Regions from separate parts of the Homo sapiens genome. Here all the other regions are linked to region 1. A link is a contact called in ENCODE Hi-C or POLR2A ChIA-PET data. All regions are on one chromosome and are shown on one strand. Each heading gives the region's core, a stretch centred on a gene start or an enhancer-like site at or near the end of the contact. The rest is flanking DNA. Distances are from core to core; before and after follow the strand shown. Region 1 holds the start of RPS6KA5 (ribosomal protein S6 kinase A5). Region 2 overlaps TC2N (tandem C2 domains, nuclear). Region 3 holds the start of PSMC1 (proteasome 26S subunit, ATPase 1).

Region 1 (4,377 bases), core at 1,668-4,167:
TTATGCCTAAAACGGTGTATGTATTGCTCACATCACAGTCTGACATAGGTCAGGTGGCTCCTTAAAGAATTAAGTGGAAACTCAGGGGTTCAGAGTCCTCCCAGTCTGTGGCATACCCACATTAAAAATGTGGCCTTTGTTACAGCAGTTGAAAGAGAAGAGTGTGAGTGATTATGCAAGGAGTTTTCTGGTCAGGCCTGAAAATGTTATATATCATACCAATAGGATCTGCCCATACCCCATTGGCCAGATCATAGTCATATGACCCTAACCTAACTGCAAAGGAGGTAAGAAAAAAAAAAAAAAAGTCTTCCTGTGTGTCTAGGAAGAGGAAATGAGATTGGTGAACATCAGGCTACTTTTTGCCACATCCTGGTTAAAACCTACTCATTTTTAAAGTCTCAGCTTAAATAATACTTACTTACAAAGGTCTTCCAGCTCCTCCAACTTAAATTAGGCATCCCTGATACATTCTATTGTAGCACCCTGTAATTTTCCTTTACAGCATGATCACAATGGAAAGTTTATATTTCTTTATGTGATTAATATTTATATCTGTTGCTAGACTGTAGGCTCTATAGGAGCAAGGACTGCATCTGTTTTGCTCCCACTGTGTCTCTAGCACCTATTACAGTACTTGGTATATAACTGGTATAAAAGTTTTCGAGTGAACAAATGAACAGTTGCACACAGTCATTGCCTGGCTCCAAATAGCACATGACTTTTGCAGGAGAAAGACAAGTAAGTAGGCAGTCATGGTTTAGTGTGATGATAAATGTTCCAGGCAGGTAAGCCCAGGGAGCTGTGAAAGCAACCTGAAGGAACTTGCAAGGCTTCTGTGTTTTGTCTTTCACAGCAGTCGAATCCAGGAGTCTGCAAACTATGGCCTGTAGGCCAAATCTGGCTCATTGCCTGTTTTTTAACTGCCCTTGAGCTAAGGATTGTTTATATATATATATATATATATATATATATATATATATATATATATATATATATTTTTTTTTTTTTAGACAGAGTCTCGCTCTGTTGCCCAGGCTGAAGTGCAATGGTGTGATCTCGGCTTACTGCAACCTCCGCCTGCCAGATTCAAGCAATTCTCCTGCCTCAGCTTCCTGAGTAGCTGGGATTACAGGCGCCCACCACCATGCCTGGCTAATTTTTTGTATTTTTAGTAGATTCAGGGTTTTGCCATGTTGGCCAGGCTGGTCTTGAACTCCTGACCTCAGGTGATCCATCTGCCTCAGCCTCCCACAGTGCTGGGCTTACAGGTGTGAACCACTGCGCCTGACCTGTTTTTATATTTTTAAGTGATTCAAAAATAATTAAAAGAAGAATATATTACGATACATGAAAACTATGTGAAATTCAAATTTCAATGTCCATAAAAAATATTCTATTGGAACACAGCTACTTCTTTTATTTATTGTCTATGACTGCTTTTGCGCTACAATGGCAGAGCTGAGTAGTTGTGAAAAAGGTCATACAGCTTGCAAATCCTAAAATATTTACTATCTGGCCCTTAATAGAAAAAAGTGTGCTGACTCCTGATCCAATCCATGCTTAGTTTAAAAGATCACATCTATCTGAATTACGTCCAACTGTACATCTTTAAGTTTCTGCTTTTTCCCATTCTCGTGTCTGCTACTAGAAATCAGGTTCCCTTTAGTTCTATCCTTGCAGCAGGATTCCTGCCCTGCTATCTCTCTCCTCTTTTCAGTTCATCACTGTGTACTAAAAAAAATCTGCACTCTTCAGCACAGCATCCCTAGTTCCCCATTATCTTACCACACCTCACCTTGTCAGCTGTATCTCTTACATCATACTTTCATCTAACCTTATCAATCACTTAACCCACCCTTGCCTTCTCTGCTGTAGGCCAATGCTCACAGTTACTCTCTCTGTGTGGAATGTCTATTGCTGGTATTTCTCTCTTATCCATCCTTTACGTTGGTTATCTCAAATGCCTCCTTGCCCTAAAAGCTTTCCCCAGTTCCTCGTCTGGGAATAATTATTGCCATCCGTGCGAGATTCTCTAACGCTTTGTACGACTGCTTTATTTCAAATTCTGCTTTATAGTTCTTTTGTGTACACACACAGATTGTTTCTCACGTTCTATTGAAAGCTGCTTAGGGGAGGAATTGTATTCTATTTTGTTAATCTCTGCATCCTTTCGGCGCCTAGTAAGAGTCTTGTACGAAACAGAAATGTCTCTCCTTCGTAAAATTCCTCATCGGGAGCTGGGACTGTGAATTTTTGTAACGTTTAAGAACTATCTGTTATTTAAGAACAAACACTCTGCTTAACTTGTTTAGGGTTCACTAGAGCGAGTAAGACCTTTTTAGGGCACGCCGTCTCGCTGGTTGTCACACACGCATGGATCGCTGCCGGGACCCTTAGGTTTGTCTGCAAACACGTGGGTGATAAGCGCTACCCTCCAGGCCCCTCCTCTGTCCACGGTGATTGGCGGACCAAACGTTCCAATCATCCCTCCCCGCCTCTTTCGGCAGTAGCCAATCAGAGACCCCGAGCGCCTCCTGACTACTAGACACTGTTTACTAACAGATCGAAGCTGGGGAATAAGGGGTGTGACCGTTCTGGGGAGGTCAGGGAAGGGAAGGTCTTGACTGCGAGTGCGCACCAGAGGAAATGGGCGGGGCAGAGCTTTGGGTCTCACCAATCGGAGTGGCGGCGCTCCTCCCTCTCCTGCCTCCCCGCCAAGCAACAACAATTCGAGGAGCGAGGCGGGGAGGCTCGTGAAACGTCACAGCGTACTGCCCAATGGGAACCGGCGTTGGCAGACGCGCGCGCCCTGTGTCCAATCAGCGAAGGCGGCTCGAATGGCTCCCTTACCTTGCTGGCTGTGGGCGGAGCGGCCTGAGGAGGCGGCGGTGGAGCAGGGGGCGGTTTGGTTGCGCGGTACTAGCGGTGCCCGCCGAAGGGGGAGGAGGCGAGGAGCGAGCCGTGCGGCCAGAGCGGGAAAGAGACTCGTCTTTGCGTCCGAGTTCTGGAGCCGCCGCACCCCGACTCCTGGGGCCGCGGCAGCGGCTGCGAGGGGACGGGCGTCCGCTGTCTCCTGGGTTCCCCTCGTAGCGACCCGCGGGATCGGAAAAAAAGGAGAAGATGGAGGAGGAGGGTGGCAGCAGCGGCGGCGCCGCGGGGACCAGCGCGGACGGCGGCGACGGAGGAGAGCAGCTCCTCACTGTCAAGCACGAGCTGCGGACTGGTGAGCGACCCCGCCCTCTGCCGGCCGGGCCCGGCGCGGGGGCGCGCCTGAGGGCACGCGGGTGCCCGCGCGGGGCTGGGGGCGCGGGGCCGCAGCCGTGGGCGCGGAGGGGCGGGCCTGGGGCGGGGCGTCGCGGTCGGGGCGCGTGCCCCGGGGGTCCCGGGAGGTGGGGGCGCGCCTTGGGGGAGGCGGCCGAAAGTTTTCCCCAGCCCGGGAATGAGCGGCGGGCACCAGGCATCGGGGCCAGCGCAGCCGCCGACCGCTGCCCGTGGCACGCACCTCCGAGGATGTCGCTGCTCCCCCTTCCCGCACAGGTGACACACGTGTGTCTGCGTCCTGTCAGGGCGAAAGGTGCGCCTGCCTCCGCGTGGGGCGAGCGGCGCTTTGTTTTGGAGAGTGTCTCCCTCCTCCGCCCCTCTGGTCCCCGCGATGGGGGGTCCCGGTGGGGCTCTGTGGAGCCATCCCCTAAGGTGCTGGGGTCCTGTAGGAGATAAACGGGAGGTTTCGCCTCGGGCTTTTACCGAGTCCAGTCTAGAGACAGGAACAGGAATCGCCGGCTCCAGGGATTGAGTGCCTTTATTCTCACTTATCATGAAATACTATACTTGGCCTTGAATTTCCTTCAGAGGTCCCTGGAGATGATGGCTTTAGAAATTTAAAGCTCCAGGTAAAAGGAACTAACGAGCAGGCTTCAGCGCTTACGTTCTAATGTTTGAGATCACTAGCGTTGTCCTAAGCTTTATAACTAATTAAATGTATTCGTGGTGTAGGTTCAGGTTGTTCATTTTGGAAAATGCTTATTCAGACCAATCAGTACAATTTGGATTTATATTCTTGGAGCCCAGTCTCGTATTGTAGATATATTAATACTTTTTTCTCTGAACAGATAGTACATTTTAATGAGTCGTTCGTTATTACTAGATATGTTTGTGAGCGTTGAAGGTTTTTGACAGAGCTGCTTTGGCATATTGGGATTTTTTTTTTTTTTTTTCAGACAGAGTTTCGCTCTTGTTGCTCAGGCTGGAGTGCAGTGGCATGATCTCGGCTCACCGCAGCCTCCGCCTCCCGGGTTCAAGCGATTCTCCTGCCTCAGCCTCCGGAGTAGCTAGGATTACAGGCATGCGCCACCATGCCCGGCTAATTTTGTATTT
Region 2 (3,980 bases), core at 826-3,325, 770 kb before region 1:
AACACTGTGTTGTTTAGTCTACTTTGGAACTCTGTATAAATGATATTCTACTATGTGAATCCTATGGCTTTGCTTTTGCACATTCTGTGAGATTCCTTCATGCTGATGTGTTGTAGTTTGTTCACTTTTTATTGCCGCGCATAATTTCATTGTGTGACTTTACCATTCTTTATCCATTATCCTGCGGATGGATATTTAGGATGTTTTCAGTCTTTTTTTTTATTTTTTTGCTTTTAAATTTAATTTTTACTTTTTTCCATTAAAATCTGTTTTTAAGTGACCCTTCTAACTCATGTCTCTTTGTGTTCATGGTTTTAAAAACCTTCAGTTTTGCTGGAAAACACCGGATTGTTTTATAAAGTGGCTGTACCAGTTTATAGCCTCACAAGCGGGATGTAAGTGTTCATTTTGTTCCCTTTTTCAGCAACATGTAAGACACTTCTACATTCGTAATTACCTGAATTTTTTTTCTTTTAGACAATCGGGTGAGAAATGGTATCCCATTGGGGGTTTAATTTAAATTTCCTTAATTACTGATGATGTTGAACCTTTCATTGTTTATGTTTTGTGGGTGTTTATGTCTTTGGCCATTTTTTTGTTGTTGTTTTTTTACTTTAAAACATAGATTTTTTTTTTTTTTGAGACGGAGTTTTGCTCTTATTGCCCATGCTGGAGTGCAATGGCATGATCCTGGCTCACTGCAACTTCTGCCTCCCGGGTTCAAGCGATTCTCCTGTCTCAGCCTCCTGAGTAGCTGGGATTATAGGTGCATGCCGCCATGCCTGGCTAATTTTTTGTATTTTTAGTAGAGACGGGTTTTTACCATGTTGGCCAGGCTGGTCTCGAACTCCTGACCTCAGGTGATCCACCTGCCTCAGTCTCCCAAAGTGCTGGGATTAACAGGCATGAGCCATTGCACTCGGTCTAAAAATGGATTTCTGTAATAGAAGCTCTTTATATATTCTGGATGTGAATCCCTTGTCAGTTATGCACGTGGCACATTTCTTTTTCTCCAAGTGAGCAGCCTGTCTTTTACTTTCTTTATAGTGTCTTTTGATTAACACGTTTTATATATAGTTGAATATAGTTGACTCTGTCAACTTTTTGTTTTATGGTTTGTGCTTTTGGCATCTTGTTTAACAAATCTTTACCTTCCCTGAGATTATAAAAATATAGTCTGATATTTTCTACTAAAAGCAGGGGGGTATATGGGAAATCTCTGTACCTTCTCAATTTTACTGTGATTCTAAAACTACTCTAAAAAAGAAAATCTATTTAAAAAGTTGCCTTTCATATTTGTGTCCTTAATCCATGTAGAACTGATTTTTGTATGGTGTGAAGTGGGGGTCCAGTTTCTTTTTTTCCCATATGGCTAATCAGTTTTTCCCAGCATTATAGAACTGAATATTCTGTTTTTCATTTCAGTGATCTACAAGTATCATAGATCAAGTTTCCATACATGTGTGGTCGTTTCCAAGCTACTCTTTCTAAAACAGATCTGTTTATGTATCTTACCACAGTCTTATTTACTTTAGCTGTTTAAAGAACCTTGATACTTGAGAGAACAAGTTATCCACCCATGCTTCTTTTAAATTAGACTGCTCCTCAAATTAATGTTTAATTTTTTTCTTTTTAAAAAGTAATAAAATGTGTTATTTAATTCTTAAATATCTACTGTAATCACCTGAAGTCATAAATAATACTGAAGCTACTCTAATGTAGACTATATCAGGCTGCAAATCCTTTCCTAACTTACTAGAATTAATTTTAACTTGAAAAATAAATATAGGATTTGCATTTTGGGAACAGTGTAAGTTGTGAGGTATTGGACAACCTTAGCTGAGAACAGCTAAGAATGCTGTATTTAAAAAAACAATTCAAAAGATAGGAATTAACATGCCAAAATCTAAGAGAAAGCTAAACGTATGAGAGACTAAAGGAGCCTTTAAGTCTTACTTGCCTTGAGAGCATTTGCTAAACAGGGGAAACTTGATGCATTTGAATAGGCACTTGGTATATTTGCATGTCACCAAGGATAGTTGGAAGTCAGCCCAGGGCTCATTCAATGTAGGCTAAGAGGCTAATTCTGGGACCACAAAGGGCTGTGATGTCACGAGAAGGGCGAAAAACTCACTCTACCTCCTTGAAGGGAGTGCAAGGAAAGTTGTCTTGATGCCAGGTAAAACAAGAAAGGAAAAAAATCCTGTCCTTGGGAAGTTGTGACCACCAAACAGACCATGGGGAGAAGTTTTATATTACCTTGGTGGTCAAAAATATTTCAAGATGTAAATTTAAAAAATCATTTCTTTTTTGAGATACTAACATACCATAAAATTCACCCCTTTAAAATGTACAATTCAGTGGGGTTTTTTTTTGTATATTCATTTAGCTGTGCAACTATCACTATATAATTCTAGAACACTCTTGTCACCCTCCTAAAAAAACCTTGTACCCATTAGCAGCCATTCCCCATTTGCCTCTTCCTTCTCAGTCACTGGCAACCACTAATCTGTTTTCCATTTCTGTGGATTTGCCTATTCTGGCCATTTCATGTAAATGGAATCACACAATATGTGGTCTTTTATGTCTCACTTCTTTCTTAGCATAATGTTTTCAAGATTTATCTGTGTTGTAGTGTGAATCAGTACTTCATTTGTTTTTATGGTTGAATAGTATTCCATCATATGGCTGTATACCACATTTTGTTTTCTCATTCATCAATTGATGGACATTTGGATTTGTTTCTACTTTTTGGCCATCATGAATACTGCTGCTGTGAACATCTGTGTAAAATGTTTTTGTGTGGAAATATGTTTTCTATGCTCATAGGTATATTTACTTAGGATTAGAATTCCTGGGTCATATGGTAGCTCTGTGTGAAGTGTTTGAGGAATTGCCAAAGTGTTTTCCAAAACAGCTGCACCATTTTACATTCTCATAAGCAATTTATGAGGGTTCCAGTTTCTCTACAGCCACACCAACACTTATTTTTTGTCTGTCTTTTTGATTAGTGTGTGTGAAGTGGTATCTCATTATGGTTTTGATTTGCATTTTCCTAATGATCAGTGGCATTGAGCGCTTCTTAATGTGTTTATTGGCCATTTGTCTGTCTTCTTTGCAGGAATGTCTAATTCTTTTGTCCATTTTAGAATTGGGTTATTTGTCAACGCATGAATTGAAAATGGTCTGGTAAACAAATGCAGATATTCTCTGGAGTATACTTTCATTTTTAGCTTAAAAAGTTCTACCAGTACAGTTTCATGGTCAATGAATAATTCATTGTCAAAGATAACCAGCTGTACAAGGAAGTAGGACATCCTGAGCAAGAATTGGCAGAATGATAGAACCTCGAAATAAACCTACAAAAGCTTGAAAAACCAGTCATAGATCATTAAGATAACTATACTGGGCTGAGTTTAAGTAAATAAAAGACAGATTTAAAGATATGTTCAGAGATCAGGAGTCTAAAAAGTGACAGAGCTACACAGCAGGTTGAAAAAAGAACTAAATGTAATTTCTACTAATGAAAAATGCAGTAATAAAACTCATCTTTCAGCTTAACTACTAATTAGGAAATTAGATGTACTCCACAAAGAGATTGAATGAACTGGAAGATAGAATAAATCATTCAGAATATAACTCAAAGAGACAGAAATGGAAAATATAAAAGAGGTGAAGAGACATGGAAATTAGAGTGATCAGAGTGAGGAATTATAGTGAGAAAGTCTAATAAACTAGAATTTCTGCAAGAAAAGAAAGAGAAAAGAAATGGGCAAAAACAATATTTAAAGAGATAATGAATGAGAATTTTTCAGTACTGAGGAAAGACACCAATCCGTATATTCAAGAATCTCAATGAATTTCCAGCAAGAAAAAGTACATACTTAGAAACATCACAGTGAAATGAAGAAAACCAAAGGCAAAGAGAAAAATCTTAACATTACTTTAGGGCCTAGACAAAAGATTTTTTTTTTTTTTTA
Region 3 (3,972 bases), core at 47-2,546, 800 kb after region 1:
GGAGGCCGAGGCGGGCGGATCATAAGGTCAGGAGTTCAGGACCAGCCTGGCCAACAGAGTGAAACGCCGTCTCTACAAAAATACAAAAATTAGCCGGGCGTAGTGGCGGGCGCCTATAGTCGCAGCTACTTGGAAGGCTAAGGCAGGAGAATCGCTTGAACCCGGGAGGCGGAGATCGCGCCACTGCACTCCAGCCTGGACGACAGACCAAGACTCCGTCTCAAAAAAATAAAAATTAAAATTAAAATAAAAAAGACCTCTATGAGATCTGGCCTTCTTGCCGTTCATGATACAGGTTAAACATTCCCATCTCAGGTCCTTTGCACTTGCTGTATCTTCTGCCTTGACCACATTTCCCTCAGACATCTGCAGGGGTTACTCCCTCAATTTCGGTCCGCTCAAATTTCACCTCCTCAGAGCTACCTTCGCTGACTCTATAAAAAGCAGCCACTCCTCCAAGCTATCCCTTTCTATACAATAACCATACAACAATGACCACCCCACCCCTGACATCATATTACATATTTCTGATGATTGTCTGCCTTCTGCTCTAGAATGTACGCACTATGAAGGCAGGGACTTCAATCAATCCTCAGTGTCTACAACAGAAGCTAGCCAAAAGTTTAACAACAACAACAAAACACCAAGTGCTCAGTAAATACTTGTTTAGTGAATTGATGAATAAATGCTAGCTGTTTTTATTATTACTACTGCACCACGGGCCCTTTCCGTCTTAGCTCCGCCTGTCATAACAACGTCTTTAAGGCCTCCTTCAAATGCCCCCAGCTCCGAAAGGCCTTCCACGACTCCGCGCTCAACTCCTCAGGTGGAATGAATCCCACCCTCTTCTCCAGCACCCTTCACCTGCCCGACTCAAAAAGCATTTTTCCCGGTGACTCGAGGAGGCGCCCCCGAAACTCCCAGCGCCGATCAGCAAAGCCCTGGTCGGCGGAGCAGCAAAGCCAGCGGCCTGATCCGTTCTGCCGCCCCACAAGACCACGCAGGAGACCCTCTCTCTGCTCTGAGCCCCGGCCCCAGGATCCCCGGGCAAGGCCCGTTGGTCGGCCCCGGCCCGCGGTGGACATGAGCGCGGTCTCTGGGAGCCTCCACCCGCCGAGAAGATCAGGCCGGCAAAAGGAGAAGAGGGCTGTCCCAGTTCCTCGGGCAGCCGCCTCTTTCTCTCGCCTCAGGCTGCTGAGACCCCATCGCACCGCGACGACCAGCGGAAAGAAACCCTTAGTCACTCACCATCTTGCCTTGGCCACTTGAGCTGCCGCTGCCGGAAGTTCCTCCACCACTGCGGCCCGCCAGAGGCGGAAGTCGTTAGGGACGCTACGGAAGCTGATAGGAACCAAATTCTGCGCTGACCAAGTTGTGCTCCAAGGGCTTGTGCGGGCGGTCTAGGGCAACGCAGCAGTTTATAAGCATAAAGTGAACTTTATAAATATTTTACTTGAAAGAAATTTTTGAATACCCGTTATGAGGCGCTTGTCAACAACTTAAGACAATGACCCCTACTGTCAAAGAATTAGGACAATCGTGAAAATATAAAATATTTAAATTATGCAAAATTTATAACTGGGAAGAACTTTATGGTTCTAAAAACTGGAATGGTATTTGGAACTGGGAAGTTGACATATACATTTGCACAAATATTTCAGTTATTATTCAGCTTCTGGAATTTAACCTGCACATCTGGGAGTATGTGTGTAACGAGTCTTCTAAACCTGTCTTTTTCTGATGACCTGTGACTTGTGATGATGCCAAATGTCTTAAATTCCTCATCTTGAAGCTGATTGGTAAAGTTCCTCATTTGTTACACCCTCCAGGACATCAGAAAAATGGCAACAATCCCTTCTGTTTCTGGAAATTTCATTAACAAGTGCTCAAAATACTGCATCTTTCTGAACTGGAGAAATGGATGATTTTTTTTCTGCTCCAGATTGATTTAGGGATTTTAGTTGTGAAACACTAAAAATATTTCCCTTATGAACACACAACAGGTATACTTCTTCCTTTTCATCATCACTGCAACACGGTAATAGAAAGTCTTAGCACTATCGACCTCTGTTAACAAATCTGGCATCTAGTGTACATGACACATGAAATCACACGATAGGACAGTATCACACATAGGATAGAGATGGTGAAACTCCCATCTCTACTAAAAATACAAAAATTAGTCGGGCATCATCGTGGGCATCTGTAATCCCAGCTGCTTGGGAGGTCGAGTCATGAGAATCTCTCGAACCTGGGAGGCGACGGTTGCAGTGAGATCACGCCCCTGCACTCCAGTCTAGGTGACAGAGCGAGACTCTGTCTCAAAAAAAAAAATTAATAAAAATTTAAAAAACAAAATAAATATCCTTTCCCTAATGCATTTTACAAGAAACAAGTAAATAGTAAAATATATAGTATGCCACATAGTGGTAAATGCCATAGGAAAAATTAATGCCTAGGAAAAATGCCTAGGATTAGGAGCATGCAGCAGTGGTGGGTGATTTTAACTTTAAATTGGATGATACTTGAGCAAAAGCCCGTAAGGCATGAAGGAGTAAGCTATTCAGATATCTGGTGGAAGAGCTTTCTAGGTAGAGGGAACAGCCAGGGCAGAGGCCCTGCAGTAGAAGCTGCAGAGGATGGAGATTAGAGACACCATATAGTGAAGAAGTCAGAAACAGGCACATAACTCCCAGTGGAAGCTCAGCGGTTAAAGGCGAGTCAATAGAACCCAGTAATGAAGAGAGTAGCCAACGTTGGCATCAGACTTTCCTATTGTGGCTGTAGGAAGTGACATAAAGTAAGCAGAAAATTTAAGTTTATCTACATAATGGACAGCTAAGAGAAAGCAGGGAGAGGATTAGAAAGACTACTTGGAGTGCTCAGCACTTGGGGAGGTTGGAAGTTGCAAGTGGAAAAGAGGGAGAGTTGCAGAGATGACTGTCAACCGGGTGGGGAGGATTGAGAGTCAGCCATAGGGCAAAAGAGATGCACAGGGGCTGGGCGCCGTGGCTCACGCCTGTAATCCCAGCACTTTGGGAGGCCGAGGCGGGTGGATCACCTGAGTTCAGGAGTTCAAGACCAACCTGACCAATATGGTGAAACCTCATGTCTACTGAAAATACAAAAATTAGCTGGGAGTGGTGGCAGATGCCTGTAATCTCAGGTACTCGGGAGGCTGAAACGGGACAATCGCTTGAACCTGGGAGGCGGAGGTTGCAGTTAGCCGAGATTGCGCCATTGCACTCCAGCCGGGGCGAAAAGAAGGAAAATCCATCTCAAAAAGAAAAAAAAAGAAAGTGACCATAAATGTAGTGCTCAAAGCTAGAAGGTCTCTGGGTTAGAAGTTCAACTTGGGTCTCACAGGGCTAAAATCAAGATACCAACAGGTTTCCTCTCCGGAGGCTCTGCTCTAGCTGTGTGACATCAGCAAGTCATCCTCATTTTCTCATCTGTATAACGGGATAATTATCTACCTTGCCGGCTGAGGATACGGAGAGGATAAAACTCTTGTTTTTTGATTCTTAAGAGATTTTTGCCAAAAGTAGATGGAATGGAGGCTGAGGTAGGAAGGTGTCCAAACGTGGACGGAGGGCTCATGCTAGGGTGGACAGAGGGGGCGGGGCCGGGGTGGACAGAGGGCAGGTGCCAGAGGCGAGCGTGCATCCTGTTCAGCAGCCCCCCTGCAACCTCAAGCACATCAGAACCAGCCCAGATGCTGACAAAATGCAGACTCTGGTGCCATCCGCCAGAGACTGTGATTCTATAGGCCCATGGCAGGGCCCAGACACCTGCATTTTAACAGATACCCCAAGGGATTCTGAGGCTGGGTGACTCATACACCACATTTTTAGAGCCGGAACTCCAGAACACTGGTCTGCAAAGCAGGGCAGCCACACCCTGGTGGCCCAGGGGCCCATTCGTGTGTTGGAAGAAGCCATCAGAATGACTTTTTATTTAAAAAATAAGAAT

What was found. A loop is a pair of places that touch in the nucleus more often than their neighbours do. ChIA-PET counts read pairs that join two places held with the same protein, here RNA polymerase II (POLR2A). Pooled maps may share reads with other maps.
Region 2: a map of B cell shows a loop between it and region 1 (6-fold over the local background). The contact joins the enhancer-like site here to the promoter of RPS6KA5 in region 1. A Hi-C loop is called at or near these places in 1 of 168 maps with a recorded cell type or tissue (B cell) and 7 of 50 pooled maps. POLR2A ChIA-PET finds 5 or more read pairs at or near these places in 1 of 52 experiments (activated CD4-positive, alpha-beta T cell).
Region 3: a loop to region 1 is called in a map of ascending aorta, with 2.8 times the contacts of the local background. The contact joins the promoter of PSMC1 here to the promoter of RPS6KA5 in region 1. A Hi-C loop is called at or near these places in 1 of 168 maps with a recorded cell type or tissue (ascending aorta), 2 of 37 single-sample maps with no recorded cell type and 11 of 50 pooled maps. POLR2A ChIA-PET finds 5 or more read pairs at or near these places in 1 of 52 experiments (H1).

The regions. Positions count from the first base shown.
Region 1 is chr14:91,059,181-91,063,557 of GRCh38, reverse strand. RPS6KA5 (ribosomal protein S6 kinase A5) reads left to right here and starts at 2,917. Exons shown (of 17, transcript NM_004755.4): 1 at 2,917-3,226. The coding sequence starts at 3,124. It also overlaps a transcript of DGLUCY not described here. RefSeq lists enhancers at 43-192, 2,607-3,187 and silencers at 2,415-2,544, 2,765-2,824, 3,195-3,324, 3,395-3,464.
Region 2 is chr14:91,829,051-91,833,030 of GRCh38, reverse strand. The region is part of intron 1 of TC2N (tandem C2 domains, nuclear); the gene reads left to right. Among named protein-coding and RNA genes, the nearest start is that of TC2N, 36 kb to the left of the region's middle. RefSeq lists a silencer at 3,279-3,479. Within about 2 kb of position 2,075, at least 7 of the 41 ENCODE cell types and tissues checked have a DNase peak (open chromatin) inside an H3K27ac peak, as active enhancers do.
Region 3 is chr14:90,253,877-90,257,848 of GRCh38, reverse strand. It overlaps PSMC1 (proteasome 26S subunit, ATPase 1), which reads right to left and starts at 1,296. Exons shown (of 11, transcript NM_002802.3): 1 at 1,249-1,296. The coding sequence starts at 1,251. RefSeq lists enhancers at 593-1,120, 1,006-1,245, 1,121-1,650.